Regions from separate parts of the Homo sapiens genome. Here region 1 is linked to region 2. Evidence: chromatin contacts called from ENCODE Hi-C or POLR2A ChIA-PET data. All regions are on one chromosome and are shown on one strand. The core of a region is the stretch at or near the end of the contact, and the rest is flanking DNA. Distances in the headings are between cores, read along the strand shown.

Evidence for each region. A loop is a pair of places that touch in the nucleus more often than their neighbours do. ChIA-PET counts read pairs that join two places held with the same protein, here RNA polymerase II (POLR2A). Pooled maps may share reads with other maps.
Region 1: a pooled map shows a loop between it and region 2 (4-fold over the local background). The contact joins two enhancer-like sites. A Hi-C loop is called at or near these places in 3 of 37 single-sample maps with no recorded cell type and 11 of 50 pooled maps. POLR2A ChIA-PET finds 5 or more read pairs at or near these places in 10 of 52 experiments (CD4-positive, alpha-beta memory T cell, OCI-LY7, T-cell and 6 more).

What each region holds. Positions count from the first base shown.
Region 1 is chr6:135,028,186-135,032,623 of GRCh38, reverse strand. The region is part of intron 4 of HBS1L (HBS1 like translational GTPase); the gene reads left to right. Among named protein-coding and RNA genes, the nearest start is that of HBS1L, 24 kb to the left of the region's middle. RefSeq lists an enhancer at 2,201-2,260. Within about 2 kb of position 2,288, at least 3 of the 41 ENCODE cell types and tissues checked have a DNase peak (open chromatin) inside an H3K27ac peak, as active enhancers do.
Region 2 is chr6:135,127,314-135,131,670 of GRCh38, reverse strand. No RefSeq gene overlaps it. Among named protein-coding and RNA genes, the nearest start is that of MYB, 52 kb to the left of the region's middle. Within about 2 kb of position 2,955, at least 3 of the 41 ENCODE cell types and tissues checked have a DNase peak (open chromatin) inside an H3K27ac peak, as active enhancers do.

The sequences.
Region 1 (4,438 bases), core at 1,039-3,538, 98 kb after region 2:
TTGCAAATAAACAAGTATACATTGTATGTTGAGAAAGTACTGTGTATCAACATGTTTTTTGTGTTCATGCAGGTATATATTTGGTTATAAAGTCAGTTTTATAATAGTTTAGAAATTGTTTTATATATAAACAGATTATATATAAATGTGGACTAGACAGGGAGGGATTAATATGAATTTCTATACTAGTTTTCCTTTACCTATATATTTATAATGACATAAAGCTCAGCTTATGCAGTTATACAATTTTAATTTTTAGATTGTAAAAAATTTGTCACATTTTGAATATATATATTTTGTAAAAGCTACATTGAAAGAAATTAAAATTCTGAGATTTTCCTAAATCAAATGTAAAAACATACAATCTATCCATTAGGATTTTCTATATAAACTTGATATTTCTGAATGGTCTTTTACTCATTTATGCTGAAAGTACTGTTTTATTTCTATAAACAAATTAAAAAACAAACTACCTGGTTGTGAAAATTTTATTTTAAGGTATTTAGCATTTAGAATTCTTGCCTTCCATGGGGTAAAATTTTATATATTCTTTTACTTTTTAGGACTCACATAGAAACACTCTTTAAGTATAGGTTGTGATGAATATTGGTGATGTAATTGCAGAGATGACAGTGCAAGGCAAAGGAAATGATAAGCTGGGTATGGTGGCATGTACCTGTAGTCTGAGCTGTTTGGGAGGCTGAGGCAGGGGGATTATCACTTGAGTCCAGGAGTTCAGGTTCAGCCTGGGCAGTGTGGTGAGACCCCATCTCAAAAAAAAAAAAAAGAAAAAACAAAACTGATAAAATGCGTATTTATTTCCGACATTGACATGCCTAATTTATATTGGATGAGTGAAGGAAAGCAGTTTAGTTGCAGGATATAACCCAAGATGAACAAAGATATGATTCTTACGTCAAAGGGGAGGAGGATATATGCACACTTCAGCACATGATTATCTTTATTGCAGTGTGGCATATTATACCCTTCAAAGCTGACACCTTTGTCTTCCTCATCCAAGGTGCCACCTTCTCTTCTGTTTCCCGTCTTTGTTATTACTGTCACCATCTAGTTAACCAAAATCAGGAATCTAGTATCATCCTTGGTTCATCTCTCTTCACCTGCTACTCATAATTGATTACCATTCCTGTTATTCCCACCTTATAAATAAGTAAATGTATGTGTGTGTGCACATAATATGCATACATATATAGTCGACTCTTGTTATTTGCAGTAGTTATGTTTTATAGTCACTACGAACACTGAATTAATGAATACTGAACCATTGCTCCTACAAGAAATACAGAGGTAGGTTCCTGTGAGCCTCTCATAACATTTTCATCAATCAGTGAATACATAACATTGTTTTATATGTGTCTCTATTTAAAGACACCTTATTTAATGGATGTGTATAGCATGGATTCATTAACACCGAACTCATGGCCCACAGCACTGGAAGTCATGCCTTATCTAATATCTTTTATTTGTTAGGCACATCCTAGCCTTCTTGTGTTTAGAATACTAAGCACTACACTTACAGGCCATTTTAAAAATTACCAACAAAAAGTACAAAATTACCAACAAAAAGTACAAAACTGGAAAAAATGCGACACTAAGTAGACCATGAAAAGGACATTTGTTTACAGTATGAGAGCTGTATCAAAAAGGCCGACGTCACCTTCTGTGAAATTGCATGTTGGATGACTCAAATTTTTCGCTGCTCTGCACATGTCCACAAGTGATTGCAAAAGTGAGTAGTGATTTTGGGATTACAAGTAAATTGTGATTAGGTGAATTCACAAATGTAGAACCTGTGAATAATGAGAATCAACTGTACATTTTTTGGCCCACTACTCTTTATTGTTATTTTTCCTCTTTATTATTTTCTTCTTTATTGTTACTTTTCCTCTTTATTGTTACATCTTTATTGTTACTTTTGTTTTCATTATTTTATTTACTGTTACTTTTCCTCTTAAAGGCCATTAGCTTTTAGCAGAATTACCTAAACATCTAACTGGTTTCTTGACTTTTCAGTTTATTTCGGCCAGAATAAGTTTTCTAAACTAAAGATCTAATTTTCTGTCTCCCTATCTAAATCCTTTTATTTCCTGAGCCCTTTTATGAACTCATTTCTGTTTTGTACCTGTTTACCCAGACCTACCCAAGAACACCTACCTGAGTTTCCTCTCCTTCTATAGTGCTTGCCTTTTTTCTCTCCCCCTTCCCTCCTGGCTAATCACTGTTTGAATTGCAGTTTCGATATCACTTTACTCTCAATCATGGGGTAGGGGAACTTTCATATGCACCCATAGTTCACCGTTCTCCCTTTATTACCACCCCATGTGAAGTCATAATTCCTCTCCCACACATACATAGACTTTCTGTTGTAACTGTGCTTTATTCTTCACAGCACTTGTATCCTCTGTGTTTGTTGTATATACACTTGTTTTTGTTATGTTTTCTCTCTGCTCTCCCTCCACCCCTCTTCCATGTAAGTTCTACAAATACAGGAATTTTGTGTATTCATTGCTGTATTCCCAACTCAGAATATGTCTGGCACATAAACGTAGGCAAGGCTTTTAAGTAAAAATTGAGTCTGTCTCCTAATATGGTCCCACAATCTTGTTCCTTAGAGGAAGCCACTGTAAATACACTGTTTCTTCTTTATTCTTCCAAAGGTTTCCCTAGCATGTTACACATATGTGAATGTACGTATACATTTTTATACAAATGGAGAATATACTGTAACACTTATATATGTATCACTTAATAAAGCATTTTGCAGAACTTTGCTGCCATATACAGATCAATGTCATTCTTTCTTAACAGCTACCTAGAATTCTGTAATATGATTGTACCATAATTTATTTAAACAGCCTCTATTGATGAACATTTTAAGTGTTCCAGTTGTTATTGCTAATAATAAATGAGCATCCTACATTTCTAGAAATTGAGTTTATATACTTGAAAGTTTTGGATAGATATTGCCTAATTGCCCTTAATAGAAATTGATTTCCCTCCCACTAGTTTATGAGCATTTCTGCCCAAATTCTTATAGATAGGGGTATTATTTCTTTTGTTATTATACCAACCTGATAATTGGAAAATGTTTTTTCATTTATTTATATTTCTTATATATAAAGCTATATTTTTCTTCCTGTCTATTCTTAATCTGCCCATTTTTCTGCTGGTTTATCTCTCATTTCATGATTTTTTAAGGTGTATGTGTCTGTGTATGTGTGTGTGTATGTGTATGTATATGTGTGGATCCACATATGCATATTTATATACTAAGGAAATTAGTCATAAAATTGTTATATGCATGGAAAACACTTTCTGATTTCTAGTGTGTCAGGTCATTTGTTAGAAGATAGATTTTGAATTTGTATATATTCAGATTTATTAGCTTTTTTTCTTAAGGGTTTTGGAAAGTTATGCTCCACTACAAGATAATTTTTGAAAAAATATTATTTTTTCTCATATCTGTGTCAGATTCATTATTTTACATTTGTATCTTTGATTTAGCTGCTATTAAGGGCTAACATAGGAATCCCATTTCTCCACCATCTTTTCTCTATGGAAAGATGGATTTATTGTAGTACCTTTTTAAATTACTATAGCTTTTTAGTACCTATTTTTTGGTAGGCTGTCTTATTTTTTTCACTCCTTTTTATAGTTTTTCTGAGTTATCTCACATGCCTCTTTTTCCCATATGAGCTTTAGAAACAGCTTGTCTTGTTACTAAAAAAAGAAGAAGATCCAGCTATAATTTTTGTTGTTGTATTTACTGCTAGCAAGAGATTTTTGAAGGAAAAAAATACTGTCTCCAGAGATGCCAAAGGCTTTAGATAACATTAGACATTATTATTATCTTAGTAGATTTTCTAGTATTGTTCTAGTCTTATGATGAAGAACCGTCTCCAGTTGGTCATGGTGGATTATTCTTTTAATGTGATGGATTTTATTTGCTAACATTTAAGATGGTTTCATCTATTCATAAAATTACTTGCATTCGTGTGTATGTGTATGCTCTTTGGATTTTGGTTTTTCTTGTGATGGTTTTACAAAAAATTTAGAATGATTTCATCTTCAAATAATTCAGTAGCATTGAAATGATTTGTTTTATGATAGGATTTATCTTTTTGAAGATTCTGGGGTCAAATTTGAAAGTTTTAATTTTCTTAGAAAAACGTCCATTTCATCCAAGGTGACAAATGTATTTGTTGTGCATTGTACCAAACATTGTCTTATTCTTTTAGATTTTTCTGTGTCTGTAGTTACTTCTCTATTCTCATTTTCAGTATGGTTTTCTCTCCTCTAGTCTCCCCTTTCTCTCTGCCCAGCATTTTTTTTTTTTTTATTACCTTGCAATTTGTTTTTTTCTTCCCTAAATTTTGGTTCCAAGATCTGTAATTAGTTCTCCTGGTTTAATTCATTA
Region 2 (4,357 bases), core at 1,706-4,205:
TAGCTGGGATTACAGATGCCAGCCACCATGCCCGGCTAATATTTTGTATTTTTGTTAGAGACGGGGTTTCACCATGCTGGCCAGGCTGGTCTCAAACTCCTGACCTCAGGTGATCCGCCCACCTCAGCCTCCTAAACTGCTGGGATTACAAGCATGAGCCACTGCACCCGGCCAAAAATTTTTTCAGAGTCAAGGTCTTACCCTGTCATGCAAGGTGGAGTGTAGTGGCACCATCATAGCTCACTGCAACCTCCTGGGCTCAAGTGATCCTCCCACCTTGGCCTCCAGAGTAGCTGGGACTATAGACATGTGCCACCATACATGGCTTAGCTTTTTCATTTTTCATTAGAAATTCATAGTTTTTTTTTTTACATTTAGTTTGGGAATTTCAAAATTTAAATTATTGCATATAGTTATATTGTTATCACTTATCATAATAGGATAAAAATAAAGATATAAGCTAGTGCTTATATTCTATTTTCAGTTTCCTCATTTACAGAATATTACTGAATCTTGACATTTTCAGTCACCTGTAATCCTACTTCTTATTTAACTCAAAGATTTTTAAAAATCGATAAGAAAATAGTGGTTTATCCCATTTTTAAAGATAAGGTTAATTAGATTATTTCAATTCTGAATATTATTTTATGCCCACACGATGGCTGTGGGAGAGTATCATGCTGGGAATGGATGGTAATTGTCCATTTTAGTGCTATATAAAGCATCCGAATGAAGTTTAATACTGAAGTTATTAAAAGAGAGTCTTGATTCTATTCTGGGATTGAGTGTGGCCCTGAGGGCCAAAGAAATGGACATATGCATCTTGAATTATTGATTCCTTCCTACAGGGCGGGACTAGGGAGAGGAGTGGGTACCTCTGATTATTCTTTTTGCCTCAGGCTCCAATATGGTTTGGGAAGGCACTGATACTGATCTTACCTGCATTTAAAATTTTAATATTTTGTTCATCATGATTTTTTGTGTGTTAATTCAGATTTCTAAAATTATTCATTAGAATATTATTTCCCTGGATGACTTTGTTTTTTATGACACACCCCCCACAACCTTAAATTTGGTGCACAAGACAATTTTGTGCCTAGCCCTAGCCTGTTTTTCTGTATTTGCTGTTTCCCTAACTCTCGAGGGTAAGTATCATGGCCATCTCTGATTAGTTGAAATGCTTAGAACCTGAAACAGTACTCCACACAGAATAGATGTTTGTTAAGAGGTTAATGGTACCACTGATAGAGATTCGACACTTATGCAGGCCAGGTCCCTTCCAATGCAACGAGTCCAGCGATGTGGGCCAAGGAGTCATAACAATTTACTTCATGACCTTTCTCCCAAAAGGTAGGGACAGGCGGGCAGCACTCCCTGAGAATACTAGGCTCATTTACGAAGTCAAAGCATCTGCAGGACCATCTTGAATGTAGCCCCTATACTGTGAGAGTGGCCTGAGTCTACATGATGTACAATATAGAGGCTATGGAGCTAGATCACCTGGGTTTGCAGTTCAGCTGGCCCACTTAGCACTTGCAGGACTCTGGGTAAGTTGCACAACTGTTGTGCTAAGTTTCTTTCCCTATATCATGGGGATATTAAGAGTACCTGTCTCAGATTACATGCCTGTAATCCCAGCACTTTGGGAGGCTGAGGCGGGTGGATCATGAGGTCAGGAGTTTGAGACCAATCTGGCCAACATAGTGAAACCCTGTCTCTAATAAAAATACAAAAAATTAGCTGGGTATGGTGGTGTTTTTGCCTGTAATCCCAGCTACTCGAGAGGCTGAGGCAGGAGAATCGTGTGAACCTGGAGGTGGAGGTTGCAGTGAGGTGAGATTGCGCCATTACACTCCAGCCTGGGCGACCGTGTGGGCTTGAGACTCTGTCTCAAAAAAAAAAACAAAACAAAAAAAACAAAAAAGGAGTACCTGCCTCATGAGCTTTCTGTGAGGATGAAATGAATTAATGCATGTGTCTTTGAATAGGTTCCTTGGAAAACTGCCTAAGGCAAAAGCTTCTGTGTTAATTTTTTATTAGGGAGTGCAATCCCAGGAGGCAAGAGAGGGGAAAAGGAATGTAAGACAGGAGAGGAGGGAGAGCAAATACAGAGGGTGCATTGCGCTGCTGGCCCGTCTTCCTGATCACTTGGTCTCACAGAACTGCTCCAAGGCTGTATGAAAACATCTAGAAACAGGCCCTCAGAAAGGAGGAAGAGCAAGCTATTCATCTGTCGGCTCCTTCCTGTCTCCTTTCTTTCATAGGTCAAAGTAGACCTATGGAGTTGGAACTCCACCACCTGTAAGAGCTGCATTAGCTGGCCCTCTGGGCAGCTGCTAGGAAAACCAGAATCTCCACAAGGCCAGTCAAGCCAGTGTGCAGGTCCAGTGGTCTCTGTCAGTCACAGCCCTACATGGTGGCTCCTTCCTCTTTAGCTACAGCGGCTACGGCAGCTGTGGCTTCACAGCCACAGGAACAATCTGAGCTGTATTGTTGGAGCCTGGATTCTTCTAGATATTCTCAAACCTAGAAACTAGTTGCTGCTCCCTCAGCAAAGTTTTTTTGTATGTGTTTGAGGGACATATTTGTTTTTGGCTCTGCCTGGTCTCTCTGTCTCCTACACTGTCCTTGAGATCTTCAAATATCTTTTTTTTTTTTTTTTTTGGTCATTTGGAGCTCAACTCAAATGTCACCTTCTCAGAAAGGCCTTCCAATGATGGGTGTAACTTTCCTTGTTCTCAGACATAAAGAGATGCATGTATATCCTTCTTCCCTTAAACTCTTAACCCTGTTTTTAAAATGCATCTACTTTTGTCCCACAGATGAGGACATTTTATATTACAAGAGGAAAAGGCGAGAATCGGGGCCTGCGGCTCACTCTCACACTCTGCAGCCTGGCAGTTCACAGCCAAACCACAAATGGAACTAATGTCTCACTATTGGCTTCCCATCACATCTGACCTATTATGAATCAACCCCCTTTCCCTATCAATGTCAAAACTGGCTTGTTCAGGATGTGAAAAGATGTCATTTCTCTTCCTGTTTCTTTTTCATTCTCTTTAAAACAATTAAGGTTGACTTTGAAGTCTTGGCTTATAGTAAATTTAGTGCTGGCAGTGAAATTTGGAAAGAAAAATCAGCCACTTACAAATATAAAAGATGCTTTTTACTTTATTTCTTTCCACTTCATCTCTCTATGCCTCCCTCCTCATAGAACATGTGTATAGTAACCCCCACCCTGCCACCCTGGGCTACTACAAGCTCAGTTCTTTGTTCCAGGTAATTGTTCCTGGAATGGTTTCTAACCCTCTTTGGTCAACACATGCTAAGTTACTCACAAGGCTCGAGAATTCATATTTTGTGATAAAGATAATGTGTGATTATAAAATAAAAGATCTAATATTTCCATTATAATCACCCTCTAATTTAATTTAGGGTTCTTTCAGGACTTTTTTTTTCTTTTTCTCTGCTTTCTTATTTGATCCACTTCCAAGCAACTTCTGTATAAAGGATAATGGTCAGAACTGACACCTTAACTTAATAAATCCAGAAATAAACACTCTCATAATGGATTGAATTCCTTGGCTTCCATGCAGCACAATCGTCTGTCTGTTAAGCACTCAGTTCTTTTTTAAATTTTTAAAAAATTTTTTATTATTTCAATAATTTTGGGGGACAGGTGGTGTTTGGTTACATGGATAAGTTCTTTAGTGGTGATTTCTGAGATTTTGGTGCACCCATCACCTGAGCAGTGGACACTGTACCCAATGTGTAGTCTTTTATCCCCTACCCCTCTCCCATCCTTCCCCCCAAGTCCCTAGAATCCATTCTATCATTCTTATGCCTTAAGTCCTCATAGCTTAGCTCCCACATATGAGTGAGAACATATGATGTTTGGTTTGCCATTTCTGAGTTACTTCACTTAGAATAATGGTCTTCAACTCCATCCAGGTTGCTGCAAATGCCATTATTATTATTATTATTATTATTATTATTATTATTATTATTTGAGAAGGAGTTCTGCTCTTGTTGCCCGGGCTGGTGTGCAAAGGCATGATCTCAGTTCACCGCAACCTCTGCCTCCTGGGTTCAAGTGATTCTCCTGCCTCAGCCTCCCAAGTAGCTGGAATTACAAGCATGCGCCACTACGCCCAGCTAATTTTGTATTTTTAGTAGAGTCGGTGTTTCTCCATGTTGGTCAGGCTGGTCTCAAACTCCTGACCTCAGGTGATTTGCCCACCTCAGCCTCCCAAAGTGCTGGGATTAGAGACGTGAACCACCGCACCTGGCCTAAATTTCTTTAAGTTGGTTTTCACCTTTCTCTGATGTATCATTGAGTAGCTTAATAATCGACCTT